Linked DNA regions of Homo sapiens: region 2 is linked to region 1. A link is a loop called in an ENCODE intact Hi-C map of the cell type or tissue named here. Cell type or tissue: OCI-LY7. All regions are shown on one strand. Links, peaks and the distances in the headings refer to the core of each region. The heading gives the core; the rest is flanking DNA.

What was found. Peaks named below come from ENCODE experiments on the same cell type or tissue, not always from the same donor. Only the 100,000 strongest peaks of a DNase experiment are listed, where the experiment ranks them.
Region 2: a loop joins it to region 1, with 16 times the contacts of the local background. A loop is called at or near these places in 2 of 110 quality-filtered maps.

Annotation. Positions count from the first base shown.
Region 1 is chr10:29,507,877-29,518,579 of GRCh38, reverse strand. SVIL (supervillin) reads left to right here. Exons shown (of 38, transcript NM_021738.3): 17 at 5,719-5,845. LOC124902401 (a long non-coding RNA gene) reads right to left here and starts at 5,731. Exons shown (of 2, transcript XR_007062099.1): 1 at 5,648-5,731; 2 at 1,301-3,599. RefSeq lists an enhancer at 1,863-2,363. In OCI-LY7, for the core only: a CTCF peak has its summit at 5,372 (motif pointing right); a DNase peak (open chromatin) is centred at 5,369.
Region 2 is chr10:30,664,517-30,675,219 of GRCh38, reverse strand. No RefSeq gene overlaps it. Among named protein-coding and RNA genes, the nearest start is that of LYZL2, 40 kb to the right of the region's middle. In OCI-LY7, for the core only: CTCF peaks have their summits at 3,811 and 4,013 (motif pointing left); a DNase peak (open chromatin) is centred at 4,019; H3K4me3 peaks cover 421 bases.

The DNA.
Region 1 (10,703 bases), core at 1,144-9,143:
CCGGCTTTCATTTAATATTGAAGACAGCCTCCAGAAGAAAGCAATATTATCCCCATTTGTAGACAAAAAGCATAGAAACTAAGAAATTATAGGAAAACCTCCATACACTCCTTTTTTAGAATATGTTTGATGCTCAAGGAAACATATTAAAAAGTTATTTTTATATTTATTTATTTATTTGTTTATTTTCTGAGACAAGAGTCTCACTCTGTAGCCCACGCTGGAGTGCAGTGACACGATCTTGGCTCACTGAAGCCTCCCCCTCCTGGGTTCAAGCGATTCTCCTGCCTCAGCCTCCCAAGTAGCTGGAATTACAAGCACTTACTACCATGCCTGGCTAATTTTTGTATTTTTAGTAGAGACAAGGTTTCACCATATTGGCCAGGCTGGTGTCAAACTCCTGACCTCCAGTGATCCACCCGTCTAGGCCTCCCAACGTGCTGGGATTGCAGACGTGATCACCACACCCAGCCTTAAAAAAATTTTTTTTCATCTTTTCTGACATTGTGAATGTCAAATTTGAACCATAACCAGCAAAAAACTTAGGATGCAATCGACTTTTCCCACCGGATTAGTAAAATTGCTATTTTCTGACTGTCCAAATGATGTGTGTTTAAATTATCCCTGTTTGGGAACTTCTTTGAGAAACATTGCGAATTAAATAATTCTTATGTTATTTAGGGATAAAACCTTTGCTATTGCTTAAAGAGTATGTTAGGCCTTTAGAAATCTTATTTCCACAATGTCAGAAACAGTGGCATCTGAGCTTTCTTATTTAGGGAAAAAGACTATTGAAAAGAAAAAAAGAGCCATCCTTTCACTTTGGCAAATTGGTGGCATGTAAGGACTTAGTGGAACTCCCTGAACTGTTGCAGAATCCACCTCACGCCTCTATGGTGTTCTGCCCTAGAGGGACCGGCTGGAGGCTCCTGTGTTTCCCGCCTGCCGGCCCCCGCCCCAACCATCCACCCTTCGGTATCCCACCCAGCCAGAGGCTGTCTCCCTGTCTCCACAAACTCCAGGTTCTTACCCTGTAGCTGGGAGATTTCAGCCACTAGAGGGCCCCAGATTTATGTAGGAATAAGAATAGAGCGGCAGTTCCCCTTTACTCCCTCCTTTTCTTTTTCTTTTTCTTTTTTTCTTTTATTTTTCTAGACAGGGTCTTGGCACTGTTGTCCAGGCTGGAGTGCAGTGGTGCGATCATAGCTCACTGCAGCCTCCACCTCCTGGGACTCAAATGATCCTCCCACTTCAGCCTCCCAAGTAGCTGGGACTACAGGCACACACCACCATGCTCAGCTGGCTTTTTATTTTTTATTTTTATTTTTTTGTAGAGACGGGGTCTTGCTCTGCGGCCCAGGCTGGTCTCCCACCTCCTGGCCTCAAGCGATCCTCCCACCTCAGCCTTCCAAAGTGCTGGGATTACAGGTGTGAGCCACCACGCCTGGCCCTCCTTTTCCAAAGTGTGATTTGTCTCTCATTTAAAAGACACTTTAGTTCATTCACTTCTCCAACTTGTGAACCAGCCAAAACCAAGATCTAATATAAGTACTTAAGTGTGCTGTTCATCCCTATCAGAGATCTATGGGGTGCCTGTAATTCTCTAAAATGAAGGGAAAATTCTGAAAAAGAGAGAGAAAACACATCTTATTTAATATTAGGGGCACATGGTTGTCATGTCTCCTGTTTGACCCAGCCCTGACTGCTCTGAGCCTGATGTCCTTGTTCTCAACAAGCAGGGTTCTCAGGCCAGCATTCCCTGCTGGAACAGTGTGGGCTATGGAAGAGGAGGCACCGTTTCCCCGGGTGTCCTGGCAGGCACCTGTCACGGTGGCCCTGGGCCAGGCGTTGGGTGAGCGGGCCAGTGTCGTGCCTCTCTCTGGGTTCACACAGCCCAGGCCTAGCCACTGCCCAGGCTCCCAGCATCACAGTCCTGCAAACAGCACTTTGGCTTGGCAGTTGTTAGAAGCGCTGACAGTTGTTTGAATTGCACCGGCAGGAATTTATGTCCTGCGTAGGCCCAGACGTCGGCTCCTCGACCCTCTCAGAGCCTGGTGGTCTGCGGTGAGCCGGAGGGCTGTGAGCTCACAGGAGGAAGGGACACATTTGGGAAGATCTCCCTCCCTCCTCAGCGTGGTGGACACCAATGAGGAAATCTAAAGGGACAGGAAGAACACACTCAAGTTTTAGTGCGTGTTATTTTCAAGTTATTCGTCATGTGCTCCGTAGGCTGGAGCCGAGGGCTGGCTCCAAGTGCCAGGTGGGCTCCACGGAAGCACAGTTTCTTCCAGATTATTCTGGTTACTCTGTAGTCTTCGGAAGTCCCCAATGGTAACCCTGCCAGCACATGTAGAAGCAAAATTTCAGGGTTTTGGAATGGAGGAATTCTTTGGAGGCCATCCCATGGTGGGAAAAACCTTATAAGAAAGCCAGAATCCTATGCCTTTCCTAAAACGGTGTGGCAAAAATGTGTCCGGTCAGCTAATGTTCTACCGAAGTGAAACAAGCTACACACAGGCAGGCGAGGGCTGCAGTCACGTCTCTCTGCCCACTAACATCCAGTGTGACCTCAGTCAATGGAATTCTTGACCCGGATGTACCCACGTTCCTTGTCCGTCAGAATGGGAATAACAATTCCCAGTGTCTTAGGGGTCGCCGTGCAGATCAGCAGAGTATAAGATGGACGAGGAGGTGATCTCAGATGCCACAGCTTGTGTTTTTCTAAGTCAGTTTTAGATGCCACAAAGCAACCACCAGGGAAATCGTCCGATGACATAGGTGCTGGTGTCCTTGCCCCAGACTTTTGGGAGCTTCTTTTTGAGAAGGTCTTCAAAGACCAGAGCTCATGACTTTTAATGAACTCAACTCAGGAAGATGAATTTGATCTTTTAAAAATTCATCATTTGAATCCAATCTGATTAACAAGGTGGATGTTCAGGAGGAGTAGCTGCCAGCCTGGGTGGAAGGTGAAGTGAGAGAAGCTGGTTCTGAGGCCAGTTTACAGGGAGAATATCAGTGAGATGAGTGCTTGGTTCCACAAGATCATGAACTGGAAGGACTTCTCATTTGGGTATTAAAGTGCTGGCATGCTTACTTTTTGAAAGTCTCATTTATTGATGCTTTGAAAGCTCAAATACAGCATGCAAATATGAATTTCTTTTAATGATTTCATTTTGTGAGATTATTTTATTAGGATAAAACTGACTCATTCAAAATAATTGGAGAAAAGATGAATCATAGTCATTATATAGTATGAAATGGTGCGGATTAGAGCTCTTGAAGGAATTTCGACTTCGTGTCCAAGCCCATGAACTAGCTCTTGTAGCATGCAGGGTGTTGTTAAACATTCGAGAATTACAGGAGTTAGGACTAAATGAGACCTTGACCCAAAGGGATCTGCATGAGATTGACAAGGCAGCCTTACCCCAGTTCTAGAGATTGAGCACTTGAGATCTTATCTGCTGCCACTTAGCAGAAAGAGGAAAACAGAAATGAAGGGGGGAGAAGGAAGAGATTGAGGAAGGGGACAGGTCCAGAGTTCGAAGCTCCTGCCTCCTTTGGGGGATTCCTTTCTTCACGGCTTACTTCCCGTTATTTGACTGAGTGAATAGACAAATACAAGGTGTGATTATGTACACATACGTAGATGTCGCCGGATTCTTGTTTAAGTACTACAAAATTTGTTTTCTTATTAGCATAACAAAACTTTTATCATAGAATATATCTCATCCCATCTCCAAAACAAATATTTAATGGGAATCGGGAAGCTTGGAAGAAGGACCCTTAGAGATCATCTGACCAGTTCCTGATGTGACAGATATAGGAGGGAGAACCGAGATACCCAAAGGGAGTAGCCAAATTGGGACCAAAGCTGATGTTCTGCTTAAAAATACACTGTTGTCTAGGCGCGCTGTCTCATGCCTGTAATCCCAGCACTTTGGGAGGCTGAGGCAGGGGATCGCTTGAGGCCAGGAGTTCAAAACTGCCCTGGGCAACATAGCAAGCACCTGTCTCTACCAAATAAAAATTTTAAAAATTAGCCTAGTGTAGTGGTGCACAAGTGTAGTCCTAGCTACTCTGGAGGCTGACATGGAAGAATTGCTTGAGCCCGGGAGTTCAAAACCAGCCTGAGCAGCATAGCAAGACCTCGTCTCTACAAAATAAAAATTTTAAAAATTAACCAGGCGCAGTGATGCACACCTGTCATCCTAGCTACTCTGGAGGCCGAGGCAGGATTGTCGCTTGAGCCCAGGAATTCGAGGCTGCAGTGAACCGTGATTGTGCCGCTGCACTCCAGACCTGGTGACAAAGGAAGACCTTGTCTCTAAAACAAATTTATAACAATAAAAAATATTTATGGATTTAATATTTATGGATAAAAATATTTATGGATTTAATATTTATGGATTTAATATTTATGGATAAAAATATTTATACCATTTGTGGATTATGCATTAGTGATATCAATAAGACCTGGCCCATCAGGTCCAGCACAGAGGGAAAAGGATCTAATTATTTGGCTTTTCCCTACTCTTTAAATTGTTTGAGCATCGGCTCAAATGAGTTTAGTGATCACCACCTTTTTTTTTTTTTTTTACCTTTTATCTTTCCCATGTTTGTTTGTCCAGCGTAAATACCTAAGATTTCTTCATTCATGCAATACAGTTAGCTGAAATAGCCTCAAGTTTGTGAAAAATAACCTTTCAGGATTCCAGTATTCAAGCACTGCCTATCAAGTCACATCATCATTGAGCTAAAGTAGGTTAGTTAACAATATCAGTTAATTAGATTCTTTTTTTGTGTATATCCTTCCCCTGAGGAAAGTTGAAGTGATAATTTTAAAAAATGGGTTTATAGAAAATAGTTTCTGTCTAAAGAAGATGGATAAGAATGATCAAATTCATTTGTAGGAAAAGAATAGGGCTTAGAACACCTGAGGAGAAACAGTCATAAACATCAAATTTTACCTCTAATTGAAAGGGATGATATTAAGAGACTGTAAGTGCTTCATGGCTTTATGTTTTTGTTTGTTTGTTTGTTTTTTGAGACAGAGTCTCACTGTGTCACCCAGGCTGGAGTGCAGTGGCACAATCTCGGCTCACTGCAACCTCTGCCTCCCAGGTTCAAGCGATTCTTGTGCCTCAGCCTCCCGCTGGCTAATTTTTGTATTTTTAGTAGAGATGGGGTTTCACCGTATTGGCCAGGCTGGTCTCGAACTCCTGACCTCGTGATCCACCTGCCTCAGCTTCCCAAAGTGCTAGGATTACAGGCGGAAGCCACCGTGCCTGGCCAGCTTTATGTTTTTAAGCCCATGTCTGCATCATTTTCTGTAACACAGCTTTAGTCCTTTAATGTTATTTCACAAGTGACCAGAAGGCGTCGCTAAAAGACATTTTTCTCTGGGGACGGTTCTCTTGCTTTCAGCCCAAGGCCAAGGAACAGACATCCTTGGCTGGAATGATGGTGCATCTTTTATCTAGCAAGTCAGATTTCAGCTCTGTGTTTCAATCAACTGTAAAATCTTCGGGCCATCTTAGAAAAGGGACTTTATTATTTTTCCAGACATGCTGTCTTCCGAATAAATGAAATTCAAAATGTTAAAACGAGGCGGCTGTGGTCATATCTTGGCCCAAGCCGCCTCTCTTACCTAGATTATGGTTCCATCACAAGGAAGAGTTTGGTGCTGAACTCTTTGTGGCGGGCATGTTTTCCTCCTAGATTGGCACTGTTGAAGAAAAGCGGGGAGGAAGATTGGAGAAACAGACTCAGCAGGAGGCAGGAGGGCGGCAAGGCGCCGGCCAGCAGCCTGCACACCCAGGAAGCAGGGCGGTCCCTCATCAAGAAGGTAACATTCCCCATGTTAGGAAAAGCCTTCCGACTAACATCACTCTTGGAAGTGCATCAAAAAGACAAGCGTGTGCCACCTAATTCCTACTCTGTGAAGCATTTGTGCATTTTTGCCCTTAGGGTACACACTGAGAGTCTGTCACAGAGCAGCTAAAATTGGGCAGAAGGCTGTGCCTGGAGATGTTTTAAAACTGGGATCAGCAACACACACACACTATGTCAGCAAGCAAGTGCCTGAATTTTAAAGTGTGGACTTTTTCTTCAGTTTAAAAACCTTCTTAAATGAAGTCTGGCTTTCATGTGTTATTAAAGCCTTTATAATGAAAAAAATTGAATTCACCACTAATATCTTTAAGTTCCATGTAAAATACAGACTTGTGTTTCCCATGCAGAGATTTTAAACCTAAGTATAAAAAATAAGGACATAATTGTGGTTTATGAGTATTTAGTTCATCATTTAAGCGTGTTTCATGAGTAGCTATGCCTTTTATTGAGAATGTACAGTAATGTATAAGTTGAAACAAAATTAGGTAATGCATGGTGATCAATACTAGCAAGCATTTCATATGCGAAAGTATTGATGAATTGTTAAATCACAGATGTGATGATGACCAGCTTTTGACCAGGTAGTGCACACTTTTGAAACTGATGGTGACTTACTTGCTGGCTGGCCCTACAATTGCAAATGCACCTTCTGGCTGGAGGCGAAATGATGCACCGGTGACACACTCCCTGGTCACTTTCTAGGATCAGAAGTCTTCAAGTAGAAAAGAAAAAGAATGCTTTCAACCCGATGATCCCCAGGCCCCTTCTAGCTCTAAAATAAGTTAAGCATCTGTGGAAGGGAGAGATGATGAGTGTGACTTTCATGCATTAAGAAACGTACATAAAAATGAGATGTGCACATAGAAGTGTGAGTCAGGAGTTCTGACACTATTTCCTCTGATACTTCTGTGTCTTCTTAGGTTTCACTGGAATGGCAATTTGAATTCTCTTCTTTGAGACATACATGGTGTTAAAGATGATTTAACTAAAGACATTTAAGCCTTGGCCATTTGTAAAATTCTCAAATATAACTAGATATTTAGAAAGTATATGCATGTGCATATTTTTCACACACCGTGTGAAATTCAGATTTCAAAAATGTGATCCTGAAGTGAAAATCCATCTGTCAAATTATGTATCCCTGCTACCCGCAAACTTTATTTAAAAGAATCTTGAAATCATTGCTTCAAAAATGACTTTAACACATTCCTCATTAGCAAACCTGCCAACTACTATGTCCTGGCACCAAGCAGCGCCTGGCCCCTTGTCCATCATTTTGGAAGGTGCAGAGACTCCCCGGCCCATCAGGAACTGGGAGTCCCAGAGAGCCAGTGGAAATTTAAATGAAGCCAAAAAGCACGAAGCAAAAGAGGTTCCTGGTGAATAGTGAAATGGGTGCACTGCCCCCTTAGAAGAATGGAGGATCACCTTAGGTGTGGAAGCCAGAAGGCTTTGAGTGGAGGATGAGATCCGAACCACCTGAACGCTGGCTAAGGTTTTTAGAAGGCAAGAGAGGCCAGTTGACTGCAGTTGCCCTTGGGGTTGATAATCCAGTGACCTGAAGCCCCGGGACTTGCAAGCAGGCTAGGGCTGGAATGGGAAATGCTGCCTCTGGGCGCGTGGAGGCTGCTGTTTCTGCAGACGGTGAACTCTCCCACTCTTCTCAGTGGCCTGCTTCCCTTTGGCTGGAGACAATAAGCTCTTTGAAGCTAAAATAAGCGGATCTATTTTAGGCCTTTGTAGCCCACACTGGGCAATCTCAGGTTCTGTTGAGGTCAGGTGTTTCTCAGACAGCCTCTGACGACCCCTCGGTTCGTTCCTTCCCGAGGGCTGGCACTGTTTTCAGTCACCCGCCGGCTGTGCTCAGATGTGGTGGGTGAGGCGCCTTAAACCTGGTCTGTCTTGAGGGATTCCCCCAGTAGCTGAGGAGGCTTGACATGCCCACTGCTTGCGGGGTGTCTGAATGCTGCCTTGGAGAAGGACAGACAGTCATGACACGTGGGGCCTGAACAGGGGCGCTTGCTGCACGGAGTAGCTCTAGCCTTGCTGACGGAGAGGTACCCAGGAGAGCAGGTGCCGGAACCTTCCATCTTTAGCACCAAAGGCAGAAAGGAGCCGGCGTTATGGTCAGCTCATCACGCCCTTCACGGTTCCTACGTTCCTTTTGTGTGCTGAGAGGCTGCTGCCGTGAGTGTGCAGTCTGTGGAAATGTAGAAGAGGCAGGAAAGAGAGGGGACTCTAGAAGTTCCTTCCATTGCTCCTGTGAAAACACGTGCAACATAGAAGTCAGCACCATCCTGTAAAAATAGAATGTGTGCCACACAGGTCATTTTGAAATTTCCTTGGAGTCACATTAAAAAAGTACGATAAAGGATGTCTTGAAAAATCTGTAACTGTTTTGTTTCTGTCAATGGATTGGTCTCAAAAGAAAACATATTTGAGGGGCTCCAGCCAGCATCTCATTTTAGGTCTTTTATTATGTTAAGATTTACTTTGGAGCCAAGCTCAATGGCCGTGCCTGTAGTCCCAACACTGGGAGGCCAAGACAAGAGGATTACTTGAGCCCAGGAGTTTTAGACCAGCTTGGGCAACGTGGTAAAACCCCATGTTTACAAAAATTAACTGGGTGTGGTAGCGCACGACTGTGATCCCAGCTACTTGGGAGGCTGATGCAGGAGGATCGCTTGAGCTCGGGAAGTTGAGGCTGCAATGAGCAGTATTTGTGCCACTGCACTCCAGCTCGGGTGACAAAGCAAGACCCTGTCTCAAACAAAAACAAAAACAATTTTGGGCCTGTGAATAGATATTAAGCTGGAGTTTTCATTCCTTTTTTTTTTGAGACAAAGTTTCATTCTCGTTGCCCAGGCTGGAGTGCAATGGCACAATCTCGGCTCACCGCAACCTCCGCCTCCTGGGTTCAAGTGATTCTCCTGCCTCAGCCTCCCGAGTAGCTGCGATTACAGGCATGTGCCACCATGCCCAGCTAATTTTTTGTATTTTTAGTAGAGACGGGGTTTCTCCACGTAGGTCAGGCTGGTCTCAAACTCCCAACCTCAGGTGATCCACCTGCCTCGGCCTCCCAAAGTGCTGGAATTACAGGCATGAGCCACCATGCCCAGCCTGGAGTTTTCATTTCTATACTAAAAGATCAAGCACATCTCAGGGAATAGGAAACTTACCAGCAGTTCCTTCTTTCCCCATTTTACACACCCTCCCCCCAAAATGAGGATTGATGATCAAGAGCTTAAGAGCACTAATTGTTTACCTAGCTAGTTCTGTCATTTCCTGTGAAAAACTGTTTGGGTATTCTCTCTCTCTCTCTCTCTCTCTCTCTCTCTCTCTCTCTCTCTCTCTCTCCCTCCCCCTCCTTCTCCCTTTCTCTCTCCCCCTCTTTCTCTTTCTTTCTCTTCCTTGCTGCCCTTATTATCTTTCACCTGTTCTTGGTATAGTCTAGGCCAGGCTAACCTGACTTAAACATGTGTGAGTCTCGTAGCATATATACTTGGTCTAAAGACGGTAAAGCTGTCTGTTTTGTGGATTTGGTCTGGTCTGCACGGTGTGGTTTATGTGCACTTGAGCATGGCTTGTGTACACTTTCCTCCAGAGTAACTCATTCCACCAGAGAGAAATCAAACGAAGCAAAGTCTCAAAGAAGTGGTTTGGCAGCAGTCTCTGTTACAACTAACTTTCAGTTATGTATTTATTTTCACCAAATAGTTATTTTCAATTCCATCCCTATTTCGGTTTATTCGACGTTAAGGCACACACGGTGGCTCCCACGTCTTTTGTGAAGATAGTCATCCAGCGAATCAGACATTTTCCAAGAAGTGAAAACCCTTTATAGACTTGGCCATTAAAACCCTGTGTCTGTTTCTGAGTTCCAGAGGGAACTGGATATCCCACTGTGCTTCTGCAGCTGTGAGGTCAGTGTATCCAGCTCAGATCTATGACAGCCCCAGAACAAGTGCCCGAAATTTCAAGAAAGGTGAATCTGGCACATTTATATGCTCAGTGTCTGCTGCCATTGAAATTCCAGATCATAGTGCAGGAGAATGAAGTCACTTTAAAGTGCGAGGATGGGAGGGAGAGAAAGGCTGAGGGAATGCTCTCTAAACTCCAGATGATCATTCTGCGGTCACGGAATGAGTTGGCCTGAGGTTCACATCACCCTATTGTGTGAGCACGTGCATGCTGCTGTTTGAACCCAGGCATGAAATACTTGAAGGTGATTGCGATGCCCTGACCAGGCTCTTCTCTTCCAATACTCTGCCATGTTCCCTGTTTGTTTTAACCTGTAGGAAGAAGGAGGAGTTGCGGATGATAGTGCCATTTCTAATCTGCTTTGGGTAAGCCTGACTCTAACACAGGTGTCCTCTCGATGGTGGCCAGAATTACACTTCGCGTGGGTAATCCTGATCCTGGGTGGTTCCTTCGTGCACCCTCCCTGGTGCTTTTCTTATCTCCAGACCAGACACAGCCTTTGTCCGGAGTGGAGAGCTGAGCCCGTGCCCTTAAACTATTTTTTAATCATGTAATGAAGATACTTTAAAGAAGATGATATTTTCTGTTAAATGTTAAAACTGTCAATGAAAGTCATGGTTCCTCTCTCTGTAACTGACAATCTTCTATAAATTAACTCATTTAATTACTGCACAAAGCTGACTCAGGTATATTTACCGCGCTTGTGTGGATTTACTTTAGCATTAGCATTCAAGGGAGGACTCTCTTGAAAAGAGAACTGAAATTGCAATGAGTAAATTAACATTCTGTTAGAAAAATCATTGTTTTGTCTCTCCCTCCCCCATGTCCCT
Region 2 (10,703 bases), core at 885-8,884, 1.2 Mb before region 1:
GTTCTGGGGCTGTCATGGACACTGACCTCACAGCTGCTGAAGCACAGTGGGATATCCAGTTCCCTCTGGAACTCAGAAACAGACACAGGGTTTTAATGGCCAAGTCTATGAAGAGTTTTTTCTTCTTCGAAAAGGTCTGATTCGCTGGAAAACTATCTTCACAAAAGTTGCGGGGTCACCGTGTATGTCTTAATGCCAACTAAGCCGAAATGGGGTTGGAATTGAAAATAACTATTTGGTGAAAATAAATACAAAACCGAAAGTTAGTTGTAACAGAGAATCCTGCCAAACCACTTCTTTGAGACTTTGCTTCATTTCATTTTTCTCTCTCTGTTAAAATGAGTTACTCTGGCCTTCCCTTCCCTTCCCTCCCTTCCCCTTTCTTTCTTTCTTTCCTTCTTGCTTTGTTGCCCAGGCTGGAGTACACTGATGTGATCATGGCTCACTGCAGCCTCGACCTCAAGCAATCCTCCCACTTCAGCCTCCCGAGTAGCTGGGATTATAGGCATGCACCACCACACCTGGCAAATTTTTGTATTTTTTGGTACAGACCGGGTTTCACCATGTTGACCAAGCTAGTCTCAAACTCCTGGGCTCAAGCAGTCCTCCCACCTTGGCTCCCCACAGTACTGGGATTACAGGCATGAGCCACTACACCCAGCCCCAATATAAATCTTAATATAAAAGACCCAAAATGGGCCAGGCACAGTGGCTCATGCCTGTAATCCCAGCACCTTGGGAGGTCGAGGCAGGTGGGTCATGAGGTCAGGATATTGAGACCATCCTGGTCAGCACGGTGAAACCCCGTCTCTACTAAAAATAAAAAAAAAATAGCCGAGCATGGTGGCGGGCCCCTGTAGTCCCAGGTACTCAGCAGGCTGAGGCAGGAGAATTGCTTGAACCAGGGAGGCGGAGGCTGCAGTGAGCCAAGGCCGCGCCACTGCACTCCAGCCTGGGAGACAGAGCGAGATTCCGCCTCAAAAAAAAAAACAAAAAACAGAAAACAAAAATGAGATGCTGGCTAGAGCACCTCAAATATGTTTTCTTTTGGGACCAATGCCTTGACAGAGACAAAACAGTTATAGATTTTTCAAGGCACCCTTTAATATATTTTTAAATGTGACTCCAAGAAAATTTCAAAATGACCTGTGTGGCACACATTCTATTTTTACAGGACGGTGCTGACTTCCATGTTGCACGTGTTTTCACAGGAGCAATGGAAGGAACTTCTAGAGTCCCCTCTCTTTCCTGCCCCTTCCACATTTCCACAGACTGCACACTCACGGCAGCAGCCTCTCAGCACACAAAAGGAACGTAGGAACCGTGAAGGGCGTGATGAGCTGACCATAACGCCGGCTCCTTTCTGCCTTTGGTGCTAAAGATGGAAGGTTCCGGCACCTGCTCTCCTGGGTACCTCTCCGTCAGCAAGGCTAGAGCTACTCCGTGCAGCAAGTGCCCCTGTTCAGGCCCCACGTGTCATGACTGTCTGTCCTTCTCCAAGGCAGCATTCAGACACCCCGCAAGCAGTGGGCATGTCAAGCCTCCTCAGCTACTGGGGGAATCCCTCAAGACAGACCAGGTTTAAGGCGCCTCACCCACCACATCTGAGCACAGCCGGCGGGTGACTGAAAACAGTGCCAGCCCTCGGGAAGGAACGAACCGAGGGGTCGTCAGAGGCCGTCTGAGAAACACCTGACCTCAACAGAACCTGAGATTGCCCAGTGTGGGCTACAAAGGCCTAAAATAGATCCGCTTATTTTAGCTTCAAAGAGCTTATTGTCTCCAGCCAAAGGGAAGCAGGCCACTGAGAAGAGTGGGAGAGTTCACCGTCTGCAGAAACAGCAGCCTCCACGCGCCCAGAGGCAGCATTTCCCATTCCAGCCCTAGCCTGCTTGCAAGTCCCGGGGCTTCAGGTCACTGGATTATCAACCCCAAGGGCAACTGCAGTCAACTGGCCTCTCTTGCCTTCTAAAAACCTTAGCCAGCATTCAGGTGGTTCGGATCTCATCCTCCACTCAAAGCCTTCTGGCTTCCACACCTAAGGTGATCCTCCATTCTTCTAAGGGGGCAGTGCACCCATTTCACTATTCACCAGGAACCTCTTTTGCTTCGTGCTTTTTGGCTTCATTTAAATTTCCACTGGCTCTCTGGGACTCCCAGTTCCTGATGGGCCAGGGAGTCTCTGCACCTTCCAAAGTGATGGAGAAGGGGCCAGGCGCTGCTTGGTGCCAGGACATAGTAGTTGGCAGGTTTGCTAATGAGGAATGTGTTAAAGTCGTTTTTGAAGCAATGATTTCAAGATTCTTTTAAATAAAGTTTGTGGGTAGCAGGGATACATTATTTGACAGATGGATTTTCTTTCACTTCAGGATCTCATTTTTGAAATCTGAATTTCACACGGTGTGTGAAAAATATGCGCATGGGTATACTTTCTAAATATCTAGTTATATTTGAGAACTTTACAAATGGCTGAGGGTTAAATGTCTTTAGTTATGTTATCTTTAACACCATGTATGTCTCAAAGAAGAGAATTCAAATTGCCATTCCAGTGTAATCTAAGAAGACACAGAAGTATCAGAGGAAATAGTGTCAGAACTCCTGACTCACACTTCTATGTGCACATCTCATTTTTATGTACGTTTCTTAATGCATGAAAGTCACACTCATCATCTCTCCCTTTCACAGATGCTTAACTTATTGTAGAGCTAGAAGGGGCCTGGGGATCATCTGGTTGAAAGCATTCTTTTTCTTTTCTACTTGAAGACTTCTGATCCTAGAAAGTGACCTGGGAGTGCATCACCGGTGCATCATTTCGCCTCCAGCCAGAAGGTGCATTTGCAATTGTAGGGCCAGTCAGCAAGTAAGTCACCATCGGTTTTGAAAGTGTGCACTATCTGGTCAAAAGCTGGTCATCATCACATCTGTGATTTAACAATTCATCAATATTTTCGCATATAAATGCTTGGTAGTATTGATCACCATGCATTACCTAATTTTGTTTCAACTTATAACATACATTACTGTACATTCTCAATAAAAGGCATAGCTACTCATGAAACACGCTTAAATGATGAACTAAATACTCGTAAATCACAATTATGTGCTTATTTTTTATACTTAGGTTTAAAATCTCTGCATAGGAAACACAAGTCCGTATTTTACATGGAACTTAAAGATATTAGTGGTGAATTCAATTTTTTTCATTATAAAGGCTTTAATAACACACTAAAGCCAGACTTCATTTAGAAGGTTTTTAAACTGAAGAAGAAGTCCACACTTTAAAATTCAGGCACTTGCTTGCTGACACAGTGTGTGTGTGTTGCTGATCCCAATTCTGAAACATCTCCAGGCACAGCCTTCTGCCCAATTTTAGCTGCTCTGTGACAGGTTCTCAGTGTTTACCCTAAGGGCAAAAATGCACAAATGCTTCACAGAGTAGGAATTAGGTGGCACATGCTTGTCTTCCAAGCACTTCCAAGAGTGATGCACTTCCAAGAGTGATGTTAGTCTGAAGGCTTTTCCTAACACAGGGAATGTTACCTTCCTGACGAGGGACTGCCCTGCAGGCTGCTGGCTGGTGCCTTGCTGCCCTCCTGCCTCCTGCTGAGTCTGTTTCTCCAATCTTCCTCCCCGCTTTTCTTCAACAATGCCAATCTAGGAGGAAAACATGCCAGCCACAAAGAGTTCAGCACCAAACTCTTCCTTGTGATAGAACCATAATCTAGGTAAGTGAGGCGGCTTGGGCCAAGACACGACCACGACCACCTCATTGTAACATTTTGAATTTTATTTATTCTGAAGATAGCATGTCTGGAAAAATAATAGAGTCCCTTTTCTAAGACGGCCCCGAAGATTTTACAGTTGATTGAAACACAGAGCTGAAATCTGACTTGCTAGATAAAAGATGCACCATTATCCCAGCCAAGGAATGTTTTTCCTTGCCCTTGGGCTGAGAGCAAGAGAACCGTTCTCAGAGGAAAAAAAAAATGCCTTCTAGCGACGCCTTCTGGTCAGTTGGTGAAATAACATGAAAGGACTAAAGCTGTATCGTAGCTCCTACTTGCAGAAGAGAATGCAGACGTGGCTTAAAAACATAAAGCCATGAGGTACTAACAGTCTCTTAATATCATCCCTTTCAATTAGAGGTAAAATTTGATGTTTATGACTGTTTCTCTTCAGATATTCTAAGCCCTGTTCTTTTCCTATAAATGAATTTGGTCTTTCTAATCTGTCTTCTTTAAACAGAAACTATTTTCTACCAACCCGTTTTAAAAAAATTATCACTTCAACTTTCCTCACAGGAAAGACATATACAAAAAAGGTATCTAATTAACTGAGGTTGTTACCTAACCCACTTTAGTTCAACAATGGCATCACTAGGAATCTGCTTGAATATTGGAATCTTGAATGGTTATTTTTCACAAACATGAGGCTGTTTCAGCTAACTGTATTGTCATGAATGAAGAAATCTTAGGCATTTGCATTGAACGAACAAACATGGGAAAGATAAAAGGTAAAACAAAAAAGGTGATGATCATTAAACTCATCTGAGCTGCTGTTCAAACAATTTAAAGAGTAGGGAAAAAACCAAATAACTAGATCCCTTTCCCTCTGTGCTGGACCTGATGGGCCAGGTCTTCTCAACATCACTAATGCATAATCCATAAATGTTGTATTTTTTATTTTTATAAATTTGTTTTAGAGACAGGGTCTTACTTTTTCACCAAGGCTGGAGTGCAGCAGCATAATCATGGCTCACTGCAGCCTCGAATTCCTGGGCTCAAGTGACTCTCCCACCTCAGCCTCCAGAGTAGCTAGGATGACAGGTGTGCATCACTATGCCTGGCTAATTTTTAGAACTTTTATTTGGTAGAGACAGGGTCTTGCTCTGTTGCCTAGGCTGGCTTTGAACTCCTGGCTTCTAGCGATCCCCCTGCCTCAGCCTCCCAAAGTGTTGGGATTACAGGCATGAGACACCACGTCTGGACAACAGTGTATTTTTAAGCAGCACATCAGCTCTGGTCCCAATTTGTCCACTAACTCCCTTTGGGTATCTCGGTTCTCCCTCTCGTATCTGTCACATCAGGAACTGGACCAGATGATCTCTAAGGGCCCTTCTTGCAAGCTTCCCAATTCCCCTTAAATATTTGTTTTGGAGATGGGATGACATATATCCTATGATAAATGTTTTGTTAAGTTAATAAGAAAACAAATTTTGTTGTATTTAAGAATCCAGTGACATCTACATATGTGTACACAATTACACCTATACTTGTCTATTCACTCAGTCAAATAATGGAAAGTAAAGCCGTGAAGAAAGGAGACCCCCAAAGGAGGAAGGAGCTTCAAACTCTGGATCTGTCCCCTTCCTCAATCTCTTCCTTCTCCCCCCTTCATTTCTGTTTTCCTCTTTCTGCTAAGTGGCAGCAGATAAGATCTCAAGTGCTCAATCTCTAGAACTGGGATAAGGCTGCCTTATCAATCTCATGCAGATCCCTTTGGGTCAAGGTCTCATTTAGTCCTAACTCCTGTAATTCTCGAATGTTTAACAACACCCTGCATGCTACAAGAGCTAGTTCATGGGCTTGGACACGAAGTCTAAATTCCTTCAAGAGTTTTAATCCACACCATTTCATACTATGTAATGACTATGATTCATCTTTTCTCCTATTATTTTGAATGAGTCAGTTTTATTCTAATAAAATAATCTCACAAAATAAAATCATTAAAAGAAATTGGTATTTGCATGCTGTATTTGAGCTTTCAAAGCTCAAATCAATAAATGAGACTTTCAAAAAGTAAACATGCCAGCACTTTAATACCCAAATGAGAAGTCATTCTAGTTCATCATCTTGTGGGGCCAGACACTCATCTCACTGATATTCTCCCTGCAAACTGGCCTCAGAACCAGCTTCTCTCACTTCACCTTCGACCCAGGCCAGCAGCTACTCCTCTTGACCATCCATCTTGTTAATCAGATTGGATCTAAATGATGAATTTTTAAAAGATCAAATTCATCTTCCTGAGTTGAGTTCATTAAAAGTCATGAGCTCCGGTCTTTGAAGACCTTCTCAAAAAGAAGCTCCCAAAAGTCTGGGGCAAGGACACCAGCACCTATGTCATCGGACGGTTTCCCTGGTGGTTGCTTTGTGGCATCTAAAACTGACTTAGAAAAACACAAGCTGTGGCATCTGAGATCACCTCCTCGTCCATCTTATACTCTGCTGATCTGCACGGCGACCCCTAAGACACTGGGAATTGTTATTCCCATTGTGACGGACAAGGAATGTGGGTACATCCGGGTCAAGAATTCCATTGGCTGAGGTCACACTGGATGTTAGTGGGCAGAGAGACATGACTGCAGCCCTCGCCTGCCTGTGCGTAGCTTGTTTCACTGCGGTAGAACATTAGCTGACTGGACACATTTTTGCCACACCGTTTTAGGAAAGGCATAGGATTCTGGCTTTCTTAAAAGGTTTTTCCCACCATGGGATGGCCTCCAAAGAATTCCTCCATTCCAAAACCCTGAAATTTTGCTTCTACATGTGCTGGCAGGGTTACCATTGGGGACTTCTGAAGACTACAGAGTAACCAGAATAATCTGGAAGAAACTGTGCTTCCATGGAGCCCACCTGGCACTTGGAGCCAGCCCTTGGCTCCAGCCTACGGAGCACATGATAAATAACTCGAAAATAACATGCACTAAAACTTGAGTGTGTTCTTCCTGTCCCTTTAGATTTCCTCATTGGTGTCCACCACGCTGAGGACGGAGGGAGATCTTCCCAAATGTGTTCCTTCCTCCTGTGAGCTCACAGCCCTCCGGCTCACCGCAGACCACCAGGCTCTGAGAGGGTCGAGGAGCCGACGTCTGGGCCTACGCAGGACATAAATTCCTGCCGGTGCAATTCAAACAACTGTCAGTGCTTCTAACAACTGCCAAGCCGAAGTGCTGTTTGCAGGACTGTGATGCTGGGAGCCTGGGCAGCGGGTTGGCCTGGGCTGTGTGAACCCAGGGAGAGGCATGACACTGGCCTGCTCACCCAACGCCTGGCCCTGGGCCACCGTGACAGGTGCCTGCCAGGACACCCGGGGAAACGGTGCCTCCTCTTCCATAGCCCACACTGTTCCAGCAGGGAATGCTGGCCTGAGAGCCCTGCTTGGTGAGAACAAGGACTTCAGGCTCAGAGCAGTCAGGGCTGGGTCAAACAGGAGACATGACAACCATGTGCCCCTAATATTAAATAAGGTGTGTTTTCTCTCTCTTTTTCAGAATTTTCCCTTCATTTTAGAGAATTACAGGCACCCCATAGATCTCAGATAGGGCTGAACAGCACACATAAGTACTTATATTAGATCTTGGTCTTGGCTGGTTCACAAACTGGAGACGTGAACAAACTAAAGTGTCTTTTAAGTGGGAGATAAATCAAACATCTGAAAAGCAGGGCCAGGTGTGGTGGCTCACACCTGTAATCCCAGCACCTTGGGAGGCTGAGGTGGGAGGATCGCTTGAGGCTAGGAGGTGGAGACCAGCCTGGGCCACAGAGCAAAACTCTGTCTTTACAAAAAAATAGAAATAATAAATCAGCTGAGCATGGTGGTGTGTGCAGGTAGTCCCCAGCTACTTGGGAGGCTGAAGCGGGAGGATCATTTGAGTCCCAGGAGGCTGAGGCTGCAGCGAGCTATGATCACACCACTGCACTCCAGTCTGGGTAACAGAACAAGACTCTGCCTAGAAAAAGAAGAGAAAAAAGAAAAGAAAAGAAAGAGAGCAAAGGGGAATTGCAACTCTATTCTTATTCCCACATAAATCTGGGGCCCTCTAGGTGGCTGAAATATCCCAGCTACAAGGTAAGAACCTGGCGTTTGTGGAGACATGGAGATAGCCTCTGGCTGGGTGGGATATGGAAGGGTGGATGGTTGGGGTGGGGGCCGGCAGGCAGGAAACACAGGAGCCTCCAGCCGGTCCCTCTAGGGCAGAACGCCACAGAGGTGTGAGGTGGATTCTTCAACAGTTCAGGGAGTTCCACGAAGTCCTAACACGCCACCAACTTCCCAAAGTGAAACAATGGCTCTTGTATTCTTTTCCAATGTTCTTCTTCGCCAAATAAGAAAGCTCAGATGCCACTGTTTCTGACATTGTGGAAATAAGATTTCTAAAGGCCTAATGTACTCTTTAAGCAATAGTAAAGGTTTTATCCCTAAATAACGTAAGAATTATTTAATTCACAATCTTTCTCAAAGAAGTTCCCAAACAGGGATAATTTAAACACAAATAATTTAGACAGTTATAAAACAACGATTTTACTAATCCAGTGGGAAAGTCGGTTGCATCCTATGTTTTATGCTGGTTATGGTTCAAATTTGACATTCACAATGTCAGAAAAGATGAAAACAGAAAAATAACTTTTTGGTATATTTTCTTGAGCAGCAAACATTTTCTAAAAAAGGAGGGTGTGGAGGGTTTCCTATAATTTCTTAATTTCTCCACTTTTTGTCTCCAAGTGGGGATAATATTGCTTTCTTCTGAAGGCTGTCTTCAACATCAAATGAGATATCGTGCAAAATGTGGAAGGCAGTCTGTGATGCTGGGTAGCACTGAGCATGGAGCATTCAATATAGTCAGGCCCCGGACAGGGGAGAGACTGACGCAACAAGGCTGAAGAAGACAGACCTGCCCTCCTTAGCGGGCGCAGCCATTTATAAAAAACGATAAAGGAAATCTGTAAATTCCAGGCTCTATTTCTTAGACTCTGAAATGTGAATGTGGATGTGTAATTTTAAATAAGCCCTGTTAAGAGCATGTGAACTGAGAAAATTCATGAAGAAAGAGGGTGTGTTTTTCTAACTTGCTGTCTAGCTGGAATTTCTGTCCTTTTACCATATTCTCCTGTTTAGAGCACACGGGGTTGGCTGCTGTAACACTAATCTGAGCACACCACGGTCTCGCCATGGACCAGGGGAGAGATGGAGACGTGGCACCTGGGTCAGTTCTATTCACTACGTGGCCCTGGAGGCTACTGGAGCCGAATCCCTCCTTTAGTAAAATGAGGCAGTCAGAGGTGTGTAGAATAAAGTTTGAAAGTCCTATGATTTTATATATTTCTTTCTCAAGAAAGAAAAGTAAAGCCCAAATGTAGGAATAACATTCTTATTTTAAATAGTTTAAGCTTCATTATTTCATTTTCACAAAAGGGAGAGATGAAAGTCTCATTTAGGAAAAAGCTATCACAGATAAATTGTAAAAATCTGTGGTTTAGGCTGGGTGTAGTGGCTCATGCCTGTAATTACAGCACTATGGGAGGCTGAGGCTGAGGATCACCTGAGGTCAGGAGTTCCAGACCAGCCTAGCCAACATGGTGAAACCCCGTCTCTACTAAAAATACAAAAATTAGCTGGATGTGGTGGTGCATGCCTGTAATCCCAGCTACTTGGGTGGTTGAGGCAGGAGAATCACTTGAACCCGGGAGGCGGAGGTTGCAGTGAGCCGAGATTACTCCACTGCACTCCGGCCTGGGTGACAGAGAGAGACTCTGTCTCAAAATAAATAAATTAAAATAAAAAGAAATAAGAAAATTGGGTTTTTTGTCTTTCACAGAGAGTCCTAAACATTGACAGAATCATTCCACTTCACAGCCGTTCCCCATCTGCACCCATCCTACCTGGACACAAGGCCATGCCCCATCTATACCTGTCCTACCTGGACACGAGGCCATGCCCCATCTATACCTGTCCTACCTGGACACGAGGCCACTGACTTGCCTTTGAAAACTCTGGGGGAGAGCCGATGCGAGCACAGCGTGGACCACCTCATTTCCAGGTACCGTGAACTATTAATTTTCTTTTCTTTTTTTTTTTTTGATATTGCCCTTTTTTTTTTTTTAAGATAGAATCTCACTCTGTCACCCAGGCTGGAGTGCAATGGCACAATCTTAGCTCACTGCAACCTCTGACTCCCAGGTTCACGCAATTCGCTGCCTCAGCCTCCCAAGTAGCTGGGATTACAGGTGCCTGCCACCATGCCCAGCTAATTTTTGTATTTTTAGTAGAGACCTGGTTTCACCGTCTTGGCCAGGCTGTTTTTGAACTCTGGACCTCGTGATCCACCCGCCTCGGCCTCCCAAAGTGCTGGGATTACAGGCGTAAGCCACCGCACCTGGCCTAATTTTCATTTTTTTTTTTTTTGAGACGGAGTCTCGCTCTGTCGCCCAGGCTGGAGTGCAGTGGCACGATCTCGGCTCACCGCAAGCTCCACCTACCAGGTTCATGCCATTCTCCTGTCTCAGCCTCCCGTAGCTGGGATTACAGGTGCCCGCCACCATGCCCGACTAATTTTTTGTATTTTTAGTAGAGATGGGATTTCACCGAGTTAGCCAGGATGGTCTCGATCTCCTAACCTCGTAATACACCCGCCTCGGCCTCCCAAAGTGCTGGGATTACAGGCGTGAGCCACCGCGCCCGGCCCAATTTTCTTTTTGATATGAAATCTCATCTGCCTCCTTGTAATTCTACACGTTATTCTTACTTTTGGCCTCTGGAGCAACATAGAATAAACCTGTATTCCGGCTGACAGTGTTGTCAGTTCTTGAAAATTGCCACATGTATCTGTCTGGGTTTCCTTCACCAAGCCAAATCCCCTGAGTCTTTCAGACATTCACCCTCATCAGACTGTGTCTCGGCCTATCACCCGTTCAGTTCCTCAGGAT